Regions from separate parts of the Homo sapiens genome. Here all the other regions are linked to region 1. A link is a loop called in an ENCODE intact Hi-C map of the cell type or tissue named here. Cell type or tissue: heart right ventricle. All regions are shown on one strand.

Evidence for each region. Hi-C counts contacts between places; a loop is a spot of excess contacts. Peaks named below come from ENCODE experiments on the same cell type or tissue, not always from the same donor. Only the 100,000 strongest peaks of a DNase experiment are listed, where the experiment ranks them.
Region 2: it touches region 1 in a loop (2.2-fold over the local background); 30 of 110 quality-filtered maps call a loop at or near these places.
Region 3: a loop joins it to region 1, with 2.9 times the contacts of the local background. A loop is called at or near these places in 3 of 110 quality-filtered maps.

What each region holds. Positions count from the first base shown.
Region 1 is chrX:153,506,226-153,508,725 of GRCh38, reverse strand. It overlaps BGN (biglycan), which reads right to left. Exons shown (of 8, transcript NM_001711.6): 5 at 2,087-2,197; 6 at 1,803-1,896; 7 at 1,541-1,679; 8 at 1-478. The coding sequence ends at 281. Among named protein-coding and RNA genes, the nearest start is that of ATP2B3, 10 kb to the left of the region's middle. RefSeq lists enhancers at 1,059-1,108, 1,189-1,288. In heart right ventricle, a CTCF peak has its summit at 1,007 (motif pointing right); a DNase peak (open chromatin) is centred at 1,015; H3K27ac peaks cover 492 bases.
Region 2 is chrX:153,454,043-153,456,542 of GRCh38, reverse strand. HAUS7 (HAUS augmin like complex subunit 7) reads left to right here. Exons shown (of 10, transcript NM_001385482.1): 6 at 1-50; 7 at 179-278; 8 at 777-1,001; 9 at 2,035-2,149. Among named protein-coding and RNA genes, the nearest start is that of TREX2, 9.2 kb to the right of the region's middle. In heart right ventricle, no CTCF peak of the experiment used is centred here; no DNase peak of the experiment used is centred here.
Region 3 is chrX:153,398,823-153,401,322 of GRCh38, reverse strand. It overlaps PNMA6E (PNMA family member 6E), which reads left to right. Exons shown (of 2, transcript NM_001367770.1): 1 at 1-79; 2 at 2,403-2,500. The coding sequence starts at 2,474. Among named protein-coding and RNA genes, the nearest start is that of PNMA6E, 1.3 kb to the left of the region's middle. In heart right ventricle, a CTCF peak has its summit at 1,042 (motif pointing left); no DNase peak of the experiment used is centred here.

The DNA of each region.
Region 1 (2,500 bases):
CTTCATGGGGTGCCTCTGGGTGGCTGTGGTGGGAGAGCAGGGGCAGCTCTGAGGCCAAGGGAACATGTGATGGGGGCCGGGCCTTGCGCCCACCTGCACCCTTGGGAGCCAGGGAGAGGCGGTGATGGGGCATCGAGCTGGGGTCAGGGACCCGAGGTGGGGGGCTGGGTTGGACGCAGCTGGGCCCTGGCTTAGCTTCCTGGCTCTGCCTCCCCATCAGGATGTCTGGCTGTGTTCCCCAGAGACCCCCACTGAGGCCCCGCGGTGGCTGCAGCTGCCTCTACTTTTTGTAGTTGCCAAACTGGATGGCCAGGCGGTCAGTGACGCAGCGGAAAGTGGCCGGCTGCACCTCCCAGTAGGGCACGGGGTTGTTGAAGAGGCTGATGCCGTTGTAGTAGGCCCGCTTCACCCCGAAGCCCATGGGACAGAAGTCGTTGACACCCACTTTGGTGATGTTGTTGGAGTGCAGATAGACCACCTGAAGGCAGAGAGGCCGGGTCACGGCAGGCCTCCCTCCCTCCACGCCAAGCCCGCTGCCTCCAGGAGGCATTTTGCTGTTGCCTCTGCACCCTACTTCAAGGGCCACACCAGAGGCTCCCCGTTGTTGGGAGGAGCAAACCAAGGCATGGGCGTGTTATTTGTGTGGGTGTCAGCCAGGATTAAGGCACTGGATGTGACCAGGGACAAGGATGAGGGTCTCAGGTGGGTCAGGTTGAGGACATGTGGGGGCGGGGCTGGGGTAGAGGTGTGTTTGGTGGTGTGAGGTGGAGGAAAGGTGGCCTGAGCCTCGGGGGAGCACCCTCACACTCCATGGGGCATGAGAGGAGAAAGAGCCCTTGGGATGCCCTCCTCTTTCTTCCAGTCAGCAGAGGAGCTCGCCCTCTAGCAGCCCCTCCAACTCTCTGGAGCCACCGTCTTGCTGTCTCTGGGAGGAGCGGAGGTGGGCAGGCGAGGCGCCTGCTGGGTTGGGCTGGGAGCCCAGTGCTGGTGAACATGACAATGGCCACTAGAGGGCGCACTCGGCCCAGCATGGGCATGGCCTGCGCGGTGCTGGCTCGCAGCTGGTGCGGATGGGGGTGCTCCAAACACTTGTGGATGGAGCAGGGCTGGGCAAGACCAAGATCACCCACCTGGTTGCGGGCCAGGCCAGGGATGGAAGCTCCCGATAGAATCCCAGGCAAGACCCTGCTCCCCCTCGTCAGCCTACTTCCTGCCCTGGGCGGTCACTGTCTTGGCACAGATCTGTGCACTCCCACGCCCACAGTTTCTCGACTCCCTGGACTCTGCCACATCTTTCTGGTGTCCGACCCACCTGGAGACCCTCGGGTCCAAGAGCTACCAGGCTGCCTTGCTCGGTATCCACCATGGAGCCCCTGCTCCCTGCCTCCTCAGCACCAGCTGGGAGCATCAGGACCGCTCCCTTGCAGATGCCCAGAGCCGGTCGGGAAGGAGGGCCAGGGGACTGAGGGACTGCCCGGGGACACACACGCCTCCCCCAGCCCAGCCTTAGGGAACCTGGCTGTGCATGCCCAGCTCTCACCTGGAGGAGCTTGAGGTCTGGGAGCCCTGAGGGCACCCTGGCCAACTTGTTGTTGTCCAAGTGGAGCTCCCGGAGGGTGGGCAGGAAGCTCAGGCTCCCGTTCTCGATCATCCTGATCTGGTTGTGGCCTAGGCCCAGCCTGTGAGCGGGAGAATGACACGGACTCAAAGGCTGGAGGTAAGGATGGGGGGCTGGGCGCGAGGGGCCACACAGCACTGAGGGACTCTGGCATCACCCTTGGGCGGTGCCCTGCTGGCCTCACCTGTACAGCTTGGAGTAGCGAAGCAGGTCCTCCAGTTCGATGGCCTGGATTTTGTTGTGGTCTAGGTGGAGTTCATTCAGGGTCTCAGGGAGGTCTGCCAGGAGAAGAGGGCACAGGGGAGAATGCAGGTGCTGAGGGCAGGGGCCCTAGCTCTGCCCCAGGTGGCGGGAGGGGACTGTTGAGCCTTTCCCTGAGTAGATCGGGCCCATCCAGAGCCCCCACCCTGGCCATCTGTGCTGTTGGGGGTGAGGCAGGCAGGCGTGCAGGAAGAGTGGGCTTCCTACCTTTGGGGATGCCAGTCAGCTTGGCCTCTGAGATGCGCAGGTAGTTGAGCTTCAGGCCATCGAAGGCTCCAGGTTCAAAGCCACTGTTCTCCAGTGGGTTCCCGCCCATCTCTAGGGGAGAGACCTCATTAGCCCGGGAGCCTGGTGGTCCCTGCACAGCCCTGGGTCCTGTCACTTCCGGGCCAGTGTGGTGGGCCCTGCTACCTGCCGGCTGCTCCCGTCTCCTGAAAGCAGTTCTGCTAATTTACCGGGCTAATTGCAAACTCCTAGCTGTTCAGGACTGCTAGCCCCAGGACTGCTAGCTCCAGGGGCAGCAAGAGGAAAGGGAGGAGTGCCAGAGATGAAGATGGGGCTCCCGGAAGCCACCCGGCCCCTCTGGCCCAGTCTTCTCTTTAGCCGTGGTGATCGCCTGCA
Region 2 (2,500 bases), 52 kb after region 1:
CCCCTGGACATGCAGCCCCTCCTCAACAAGCAGAGTGATGACTGGCAGTGGTACGTGCTCCTGGAGGCCTCAGTGGCAGCACCCTGGCCTCCTGTCCCAGCCCCAGGCTGCTTGGTTCTGTTACTGCAGACACCCCTGGCAGCGGTGAGTTGCAAGTGTTCCCTTTCTCTCCCTGCAGGGCCAGTGCCTCTGCCAAGTCCGAGGAGGAGGAGAAGCTGGCGGAGCTTGCCAGGCAGCTGCAGGAGAGTGCTGCCAAGTTGCACGCGCTTAGAACGGAGGTGAGGGTGCTAGCTCCTGGGAGGGGGTTGCTTGGAGGCAAGGCCCTGCTTTGTCACCTCCCTCAGCACGTGAGGCTTAGGCGAGGTTGCCTGTGCACCGGGCCTGACATGTTCTAGAATACTGTGGTGCTCAGTCCGCGGGGAGGTGAGAGGTGGGTCCCGTGGCTGGGGGAAGGGATCAGCCTCAGGTATTGGGTGGTGCCCACGCCTGAGCACATTGCCATGTGCCTTGCCGCACGTGGTCCTCCTGGCAGCCCTTGGCCTGGCCTCTGTTTGATTGCGGAGGAGACCGGGGCCCACAGGAGAGTGAGTGAGGGGGCTGAGGCTGGGAGCCAGAAGGTCTTGCTCTGGCCTGAGTCGCTCGGTACAGCTCCCCTGTGTCCCTGTTTCTGAAAGCTTTCTTCCTCGCCCTGGGTGTGCAGTGTCTGAGGTGAGGGCCGGTGGCAGCCTGGCTGGTGGGCAGGGCAGCCTCAAGGGACTCTGCCTCTGGCTTTGCAGTACTTTGCACAGCATGAGCAAGGGGCTGCTGCGGGCGCAGCCGACATCAGCACCCTAGACCAGAAGCTGCGTCTGGTCACTTCCGACTTCCACCAGCTAATCTTGGCTTTTCTCCAAGTCTACGACGACGAGCTGGGCGAGTGCTGCCAGCGCCCAGGCCCTGACCTCCACCCGTGCGGCCCCATCATCCAGGCCACGCACCAGAATCTGACTTCCTACAGCCAAGTAAGGGTGCCCTTCCCCTCCCCTCTAACCGCCCCCTCCCCTGTTCACTCAGACTGAGAGCTTATATCCTGCTTGGGCTCAGGGGCCTCAGCAGCCCCTGACAAGGGACCACAGGGCAGGACCAGGGGCTGGGAGGGGCTGGGCTGGGCTCCCTGCTGGCCAGTGGCGTGGCAGGGCTCTGGGCCCCTCAGTGGGCTGGGGAGGTGCTGCTTCTGGTCCTTGGACCTGCCCACCTTAGCAGGCACTAGCTAGGCCCAGATCCGGTGTGGGGTCCTGCGTGTCCCAGCCTCCAGGTGCTGTTCCTGTGTTGGCCGCACTGTTGTCACGTTACGCTCCAAAATAGCAAGGTCCATTCATTCTTGTGGATGACCAAGAACTGTGCCAGACAGGCAGACAAATGCCTGCCTGTCTGCCCATGAGCCTGCTCAGACAGGATGAGAGGAAGTGGGCTCGTCAATGTTTGCTTGTTTCGTTGTTCCACATGTGAGATCCCCAGAGGCCAACCTAAAAAGCCGGCTTTAGTTACGATGACTACAGTTCCCACGTGCGCAACTCTGCCCTTGGCTCAAGGATTCCGTGATGTTCATTTTGGTTTTCTAAGCGAGAGGCTCCGAGCCTTCCAACCTCTGACTGGCTGGTCCTGTGAGACCCCTCGATCAGGGATGGTGAGGCCACAGCCCTCTCCTGTCCATTTTTCTTGGGACATTTATTTTCCCCCCTTGCCAATTGCTGGGGCTGGGAGGACACGCAGTGCTGGCTGGCATGTCCCTAGGCATCGAGGGTTGCCAGAGCGACATGAGAGTGTGGCATCCCCACTGGGCCAGGAAGAGGGGACTTAGGTCCGAGAACTCTGATTGGTGACTTCCCCGCTGGGAGTTCTGTCCCTCACCCTTGGCTGTCTTTCAGGTGAATGCCACCTGATCAGTGTGAGTGGGGGTGGGAAGCAGGAGATGCCGTCGCTACGTGAGACCAGCGGCATTTAGTGCCTGCTCGCTCCCTCCCTCCCTCCCTCCCTCCCTCCCTCCCTCCCCAGCTGCTGCAAGTGGTCATGGCAGTTGCTGACACCTCTGCGAAGGCCGTGGAGACCGTGAAGAAGCAGCAAGGCGAGCAGATCTGCTGGGGTGGCAGCAGCTCCGTCATGAGTCTAGGTACGTGGCTGCCCACCTGGCCCTCTGCCTGGGGCTGCCCCACGCACAGGCTTCCTTTTCTGTGCTCCACTAGCCCTGGAGGAGCATTTGGGGACCGGCCCCTTCTTTTGTTTTTCATTTTCTAATGCATGTTTTCCTTCACTTGAAAAAATGCTTTCAGCGGATTATCAAATGAAAACGCTCATCGTAGAAAATTGAGATAACTCAGTAATAGAAAATGTGAAGCAAATGATAACAAATGCCTGAATGGAATAGTATTTGACAATTAAAAATGTAACTTGGGCCAGGCGCGGTGGCTCATGCCTGTAATCCCAGCACTTTGGGAAGCAGAGGAGGATGAACCACTTTGAG
Region 3 (2,500 bases), 110 kb after region 1:
GATCTCTTCAGACCCTTCGGAGAGACCCAGATATCTGACTTCCCACTGAGAGACCCGGAATTGCCCAGAGTTTGAGAAAGTGAGTAGACCGCGGGGGTTTGCCAGGACCCAGGCCCAGGAGGTGTTGCCGGAGCTCAGGATGGCGGCCCAGGAGGTTCCCGGGGTGTGGGGGGGGGGCAGGCGGTGTGGCAGGCCGTGAGGAGCCGGCTGCGGAGCTGGGGGGCGGCGGTCCCGCCTGGCCCGGTTTAGGTGCGGCGTGGCTGTCACGGTGGGCTTCCCGCCAAGGAAGGCCCCCTCGGGAGGGCGGTTGGAAGGAGGGCTGAGGGGAGGGGTTCCTCAGTGCGGGGTGGCCAGAGGAGGACCCCTGGGTCCCTGGGCGGAGAGGGTCGCCAAGCACGCGGGGTAGAAGAGGCAAGAGGGAGGGTGACTCGCCCAGTGCTGGGGTGAGGGGGTGTCGAGGGCTTCCGGCTGTGGGGCTGGGGGTCGGGAGGGGGCTCCCTGGGGTGGGAGGGCAAGGGGGCTGTGGAGCGCCACGTGGGAGAGCAGGCTGGCGGGCTCCAAGCGTGGGGCGGGACGGAGGGCGGCCCAGCCTGGGTCTGAGGCGCGAGAGGGGACGGCCCCTGGCGGGTGCCGTGGTCAGGTCCTAGGGCTGGGTGGGTGAGGGCAGAGGTGATTCCTAAGCCCGGTGGAGGGCCGACCAGAGCGGAGGGTGCCCTGCCTCTGTGGGCTATGGGGGCTCCTGACTTGGGGGTGGAGGGCGGGATTGTCGGGCCCCTGGCTGTGGGGAGGCCACAGAGGGAGGCTCATGTCTAAGCACGTGGGACGCCCTGCTGCCCGGGGCTAGACTGGAGTGCTGCCAGCTGGGTTTAGGGGGCGCCCAGTGTGGAAGGGCACGTTGGGGGCAGGAAGGGACTGTCCCCGGTGTGCGGTGGGGGATGGGCTGGAAGGAGGGCCAATGCCTAAGGGTGCACGGGGTGCGGAGCCGGAGGCTGCCTGGCGGCCAGTGGTACAGGCGACGGTGAGCGCCCCCTGGAGGCTGTCGGCGTGGCAGTGCCGTGAGGAGCCTGGCCCCCTACAGGTGGAATTGGAAAGGCTTCAGGTCGCCTCTTCGTGGGGAATGGCGACAGGAGTTGCAGTGGTTGGAGGGGGCAGACCTTGGCCTCTGTAGAAAATACGGATTCATGACAAGGGCAAATTGTACATTCACTTAGATAGACCATATGTCGAGCCATTTAAAAATCTTCAGAAACTGAAAAGGATCGCACGTTTTCATAAGTTCTCTGATCACAGTGGAATTTTATTTGAAATTAATAACAATAACATATGTCTAGATATTTTGAAATCCATGGGTCAAAGATGAAATCACCAAGGAACTTACAAGATATTTCAAACTGCACAAAACATTCAACTTACCCAAATTACTAGCCATTTGGAAGGAAGGAAGTGGTCAGAGGAAAATTTCTTGCTTTCAGTGCTCATAACAGAAAAAAAGAACATAAAATCAATGGCCGAACAGTCCATTTAAAGAAGCTCGAAAAAGAGCAAAAGTAAACACAGAATGAGTCAAATAAAGAAATAACAGAGATAAAAAGGACAATCAGTAAACCCCGATATTAGGCTTTTTAAAGAGTACCAAAATTAATGAACCCTAGCAAGACTAATTAAGATGAGAGGGGGCTAGGCACAGTGGTTTATGCCTGTAATCCCAGCACTTTGAGAGGCTGAGGCGGGAGGATTGCCTGAGCCCAGGAGTTCAAGGCCAGCCTAGGCAACATAGTGAGACCCCTTCTCTACAAAAAGTACAAAAAATTTAACCACGTGTGTTAGCATGTGCCGGTAGTCCCAGCTACTCAGGAGGCTGAGGTGGGAGGATCGCTTGAGCTCAGGGGGTCGAGGCTGCACTGAGCCGAGATCAAGCTGCTGCACTCCAGCCTGGGTGACAGAGTGAGACCCTGTCTCAAAAAACAAACAAACAAACAAAAAACAACACACACACACACACACACACACACAACACACAAGAGAGAATGAACACTAATCAATATCAGGAATGAAGGACAGGATATTACTACAGATCATATAGACATTAAAAAGATAAAGAGGGAATATTGTGAACAAGTTTTTATCAAAAGTTTTGAAAACTGAGATAAGCTTCCCAATTCCTTTGTGGGGGAAAAAAAGTAACTTACTACAAATGGCACCAAGTAGCATAGAAAATGTGACTAGCCCTGTATCTTGCAAATAAATTTAATTTTGCCATCAAAATTTCACTAAAATCAAAGCGACAAAACAAGGAGGCAGAGGAACTCCAGCCCTGCCCCCTCACCCCCACACACGTAGGGGCAGATGAGTGGTGGGAGTGAGTGTTTGGCACAAACAAGCTTCTCTCTTTGCACTCACAGGCTGTGTCGGAGACTGCAACAGTCAGCACACATTCCTGATTGATCAGGCTCCCTCCCTCAAGTCCTCTGCGATGGCTCTGGCGATGCTTCGGGACTGG